Regions from separate parts of the Homo sapiens genome. Here region 1 is linked to region 2. A link is a loop called in an ENCODE intact Hi-C map of the cell type or tissue named here. Cell type or tissue: sigmoid colon. All regions are shown on one strand.

Region 1 (2,500 bases), 450 kb after region 2:
AAAACGTTTCTAATTATTTTTATAAAGTGTGTGTTATTTTCTAAGACCCCATGCTCCACTGACATATTTAGTTTATTTTATATGTGGAGGAAAAAAAATGAAAAGCTGAACTAAGTCTGTATTTTTCTGTTCAAGTGAAGCCATTGCTCTCCTGTGTCTCAGCCTGTTTTTGTCCAGCGAGATGGCACTGCCACTGGCAATTTCCTTTCTCTTTTAGCTACCCTGGTCCTTCCAGACTCACGGCAGAGGTACAAAATATTGACTTGAAAAGTAATTAAGATATAAGTATTCCAAAAGAGAACACATGGTTATTCGAAGTCATTGGACACCGTTCAAAAGGAAAGATCTATGGAATACAAGAGCTGAGAGCCATCACGCTGTTTCTCCTCCACTTCTCACATTAAGGAAAAAGACTAATTATAAATCTCCAGCAAATATGACCTGGTAAAGAGTTTTCAAACAAAAGCCTGCACTGAAAAGGATATCTGGCAGATCTGGGTACTTGTTTTCACTAATAACCATTAAAGTTGTTCCTAGTAAACCATTTTACAGCAACATTAGAAATATCAGAGTTTACGTTTTCGTTAATGAATTGCTGCAGAATGTAAGCGCTGCACCACGTCTCCAAACGGCTCCCATCCTCGCTTTGTCTCCGTTGTGCTTTTTTTCTCCCTTAACATTTCATTTCCAATGACACGTCAGCCGTCTTTCACCAACCTCAAAGGAAAGTTGAATGCGGGGCTCACAAAGTTAAGCTGACATTTGCTCCCTTCCAATAAAAAATATTTAGTCCATTAAACATAAATACCTGTCATTATGATACATGGACTGGGTGCAAACCTCCCGGTTCCCTCTGATGTTTATTACATCCAAACAACTGCAGTGCCTGCATGTTTTCAACTTTAGTGTATTGATTAAACTTTTAAATGGCTGCCATATAACCCAGGGACAGCGGGAAGATTAATTTGCGTCAATGTTCATCTGTAATTCATTAGCCATTTATTCTTTACAACCACATGGGCTATCAAGAAAATGCAGGCCATTTTTCACTCGGCACAGGCTGAGAACAGATTCTGAAATTTGTGCTGCATACAAATAAGTTCCCTGGGCCTGGCCAGCCAAACTGCTTGGCTTTTCAAAAGTTAAAGTTGGGAAATGGCAGCAGGGAAGGAACGTCAAAAACCAGAAATAGGGAAAAACACACATCCTCAGGGTGCTCAAGATTTAACTGAGTTTGTCCACCATCTTTTCATCCATGGATTATGGTTTCTTATTTCAGCCGGATTAAAATAACAGAAACTTGTGCCTGAACGAGGACCATAAATAACAAGAGTTGCTTTTTCCCATCCCTCCCTTCCCACCCCCCTTTCTAATATCTCCTAAAAGGCTGTTTCTGGCAGAAAACTCCAGCAAGTGGCAGAGAAGTAGAAAAGTGCATAGCCTAGAGGAACTTGGAGCTGTGATCTCAGGGACAGTGGCATTTGAACCAACTCTCTCTCCAACAGTGGAATCTCACCCCGCCTTGAGTTGGGAAGGTGCCCAGCTAAATAGCGGCGTGTTTCCTGAGGGAAGAGGTAAGCCATCTGGCTTCTCCATGTGCCCTCCTGACCCCCTTGGCAGAACACAAAATGCATACTAAAGGCATAAATGGAATAAGCACCCCAGTGGAAAGCCCTTCGACACACAAGCCACTTTGGGGAGGGAAAGAAGGAAGAGTCTGCGTGAGCTCAGGTCGGGGCTGGAGGACAATAAAGCACACGGGGGAAATTTTTCTTCATAAGGATGAATAATTAAAGTGGAGAGCTAAGTGCCCAGGCCTCACTGTAGTTAATAACTGCAATAGCAAGCAGAAAAAAAAAAAAATCAATGGTCAGTATGACATCTGGGGAAGATGGCTGGCAGGTACCCATTTGCAGGACATGTGAAAGCCAGTGTGCAGCTGTACAAGGCAGCAACTCTTTTTCTCTGGTCTGCAGTGCCCACAAATATCAAAGGCACCAGGCATATTGGTAACTTTTGGTAACAGTGTCCATGAAAGAGCCCACAGAAGAGGCCTTGGGGATGAGGCGGTAAATTACCCATTTATAATATAACTGCTCAGGCGGCTTACAACTAAGGATAAAAGGGAGCCCTCCACAAAGGCATCCATCCATCTGGAGCCATCCTTGTCCCTGCCCAGGAGTTGCCCGCACCAGAAATCAGCAGCATACAACTTTTCAGGCCCTCAGGGAGAGGTGGCGGGGGATCATCCTAGAAATGCAGCTTGAGGAGTTTTATTCGGCTTGTGGATGTGACGTGTAAGTTTCAAAAGAAATGCACATGAGTTGTAGAAAAATGCACTGGATGAAACCTCAAGGTCATTAAATCCAGCCCACTGCCACGTATAAGATCCATCAACTTTATCTGTTTTTCTAGTAACCAGTACACTGGGCTTTGCATCTTGCGAGAGCTCAATACATATTTGCAGAGTGATTGATTCATTCAACCTATGCACACAGAT
Region 2 (2,500 bases):
TTTTCACTGGTGTCGCTGACGGCCGAAGGAAATGCCGTGGATCTGTCTTTCTGAGGAGTGGCAAACTCACGGCATTTAATGTTAGGCACTGATACCACAACTAAGGGGGCTGACCAAGCCGGCAGTTCGAGACAGACAGCAAAAGTTTATCACCAAGGATTGATGACTCGGAATATAATGATTATTCAGTAGAATTTGTTTTAGCAGACTTCAGGAAAGAATGGGTCTGATCCTGCTGCTAAACTGAGTTTTCGGTGTCTGTACATGTTGTGGGGTGACGGGGAACTCAGTATATTTTTGGAAATTATACCAAGAAGATTGTCTTCTGAATTTCCAGAAGTATTATCCCTACTGATACAGATGACAATAAGACGGCAAAAAGAATTGCAGGAAGTCATCAGGGTAAAAGAAAGGGAAAAAAATGGCAATTCAGCTGTGAGGGAGAAACTTCCAGTTTGATTCAAAGCTATTCAATGTTAAAATTGTTTGGAACTTTTCTAAAAGAAATTTCACTATGGATTAATTTCCATTTTCTTTTCTCCTTATTGTTTGGCAGTCAAGGTTGCAGCTAGATCACGCTATTCCAAAGATCCATTTGAGTTCAAGAAGGAGACTCCCAATTCTCGGCTTGTGACCGAGCCAGGTGAAGGAAGACTGGGACCCATTCCCATTTTTAATAACTACCCTGCAGCCCTCAACATTCTACTTTACCATGCTGAGCTCAGTTGAAGAAGAGCGATGCACTACTGTGGATTTCAGCTTGCACTTAGCTTGTTGGGCAGCAAAATACCAAAAGGGAAAACCGTAAAAAACGATTAATAATAATTAAAACGACCTCACCCCCAAACTGGCAGCTTGTGCAAGACTTCAGTCGGAAGCCCTGTTAGCTAGATGCCTTTGTGTTCAAACCACTTTGCATGACTCTTATTCTGAGTGACTCCAGTGTGAATATGACATTACTAATGACCTGCTAAGTGTGTACAGATGTGGGTTTCTCCAGATGTGGTGATTAATAACATAATGGAGATAGCGGTTGACTCATGTTTATGAGTTGTTTGCCTTTTATTACGTTTCTGAGTTTATTTGCTTTGAACTGTTTTTTAACTCCAGCCAATAAACTCACCTTTAAATCTTAAAGGGCATCATCCCCTTAAATCTCACTGGGGAAACAGGGCAGAGGGAATGTGCCCCAGGCTAGAGCTGAGCATCAGGTCCATCTAATGCAGGCATTAGACTGAATTAGGGAAGGCTGGGAGTTGCAATCATTGCCCCATTTCACTCCAAGGACCATAAAGAGGCTTGGTAAACCCTGACACAGTGTTTGCAGTCTGGCGCGGCTGATAAAGGAAGATATTTCTTTTTTTAAAAATCTAGTGAAATATGTAATCATTTTGAAGTAAGCCCAGAGTTCTGGCCAGTGTTTCTGGAAGACGTTGCTTTTGCTTGAAAACAGAATGCTGATGAAAAGTCGAGTAAAATGTTGTTACAGATGTTCAACTCTGCATTAAGGCTGTTGGAATTACCACCACATCTTAAATCAATTCTCAGAACATTGTCTGGAGGTTATGTCATTGAAATAACGAATCCTCTTTAGTCAAGTATAAGCAAACATGTTAAAACATCATTGTAACTTTAAATTAAACTCTAGCGCAAACCAGGGGATCTGAAGCCTCATTAGACTTGCCTGACATTTTTCTAGCACTGAGTCTTCCCAAACTGTAAAACTGTTAGATTCAGTGCCTATTAGACAAGGGAGCGCTGGGAAGTTACAACAGCACATTAAGTGTTATACTTAGGGATGTGCAAAAACAAGCCCTTGAATTTTATGAGTACTTGGAGACTGGATGGAGTTCAGCTCCTATAAAATTCCACGTTAGATTCCTGAACTTGTTTGTGTTCTAAAGAAGTCAGGTTTCTTTAAAGGATCATATCTTCATGTGGCTTCCGCAGCATGAAGGCAAGTGAAAATGCCATAGATGGAGGTGTATTGTAATTAGCCAAAATGTAGGTTAAATAAGAGCTTGTAAATTTGCATCGTCATGAGGTAGTGGCCCACTACTTCAACACGTTTGTCTTTCATGAAAGTGAGTAAATTTAAGTCTCCCTTTTAATTCCATTTTTATTCCTCTCATGTAGTCACAGAAGCCATGAAATGAAAATTATATTTTATAGCTTAACTAAAAGTTTTCCTAGATCTGCTTTCTTTATGCAGAAATTGATAGGATCCATATAAAGGCTGATAATTAAATATGGTTTATATCCTACTTATGAGAAAGAAGTTATCACTGCTTCTCTTGAGGGACCTAAGCCATATGTAATGGTCTCCATTACACAGCGTTCATATATTTAAGCTGGAGACATTTTCCCCCATCTCTTCAGGGAACAGATCTGCATTTTTAGGCTGTGAGTGCAGGAGGAAACCTTTAAACACAAGTTTCATTTTGGAGAACAAATCCCACTTTAAATGCAGTATGATTACGATGGATGATCTTTCTGAGTT

The links. Peaks named below come from ENCODE experiments on the same cell type or tissue, not always from the same donor. Only the 100,000 strongest peaks of a DNase experiment are listed, where the experiment ranks them.
Region 1: a loop joins it to region 2, with 6 times the contacts of the local background. A loop is called at or near these places in 2 of 110 quality-filtered maps.

Annotation. Positions count from the first base shown.
Region 1 is chr10:76,522,471-76,524,970 of GRCh38, reverse strand. All of the region lies in intron 6 of LRMDA (leucine rich melanocyte differentiation associated), which reads right to left. Among named protein-coding and RNA genes, the nearest start is that of KCNMA1-AS1, 360 kb to the left of the region's middle. RefSeq lists an enhancer at 1-2,137. In sigmoid colon, no CTCF peak of the experiment used is centred here; DNase peaks (open chromatin) are centred at 203, 800, 1,090 and 1,570.
Region 2 is chr10:76,972,630-76,975,129 of GRCh38, reverse strand. The region is part of intron 19 of KCNMA1 (potassium calcium-activated channel subfamily M alpha 1); the gene reads left to right. The region is part of intron 2 of KCNMA1-AS1 (KCNMA1 antisense RNA 1); the gene reads right to left. Among named protein-coding and RNA genes, the nearest start is that of KCNMA1-AS1, 86 kb to the right of the region's middle. RefSeq lists an enhancer at 649-1,848. In sigmoid colon, no CTCF peak of the experiment used is centred here; a DNase peak (open chromatin) is centred at 1,359.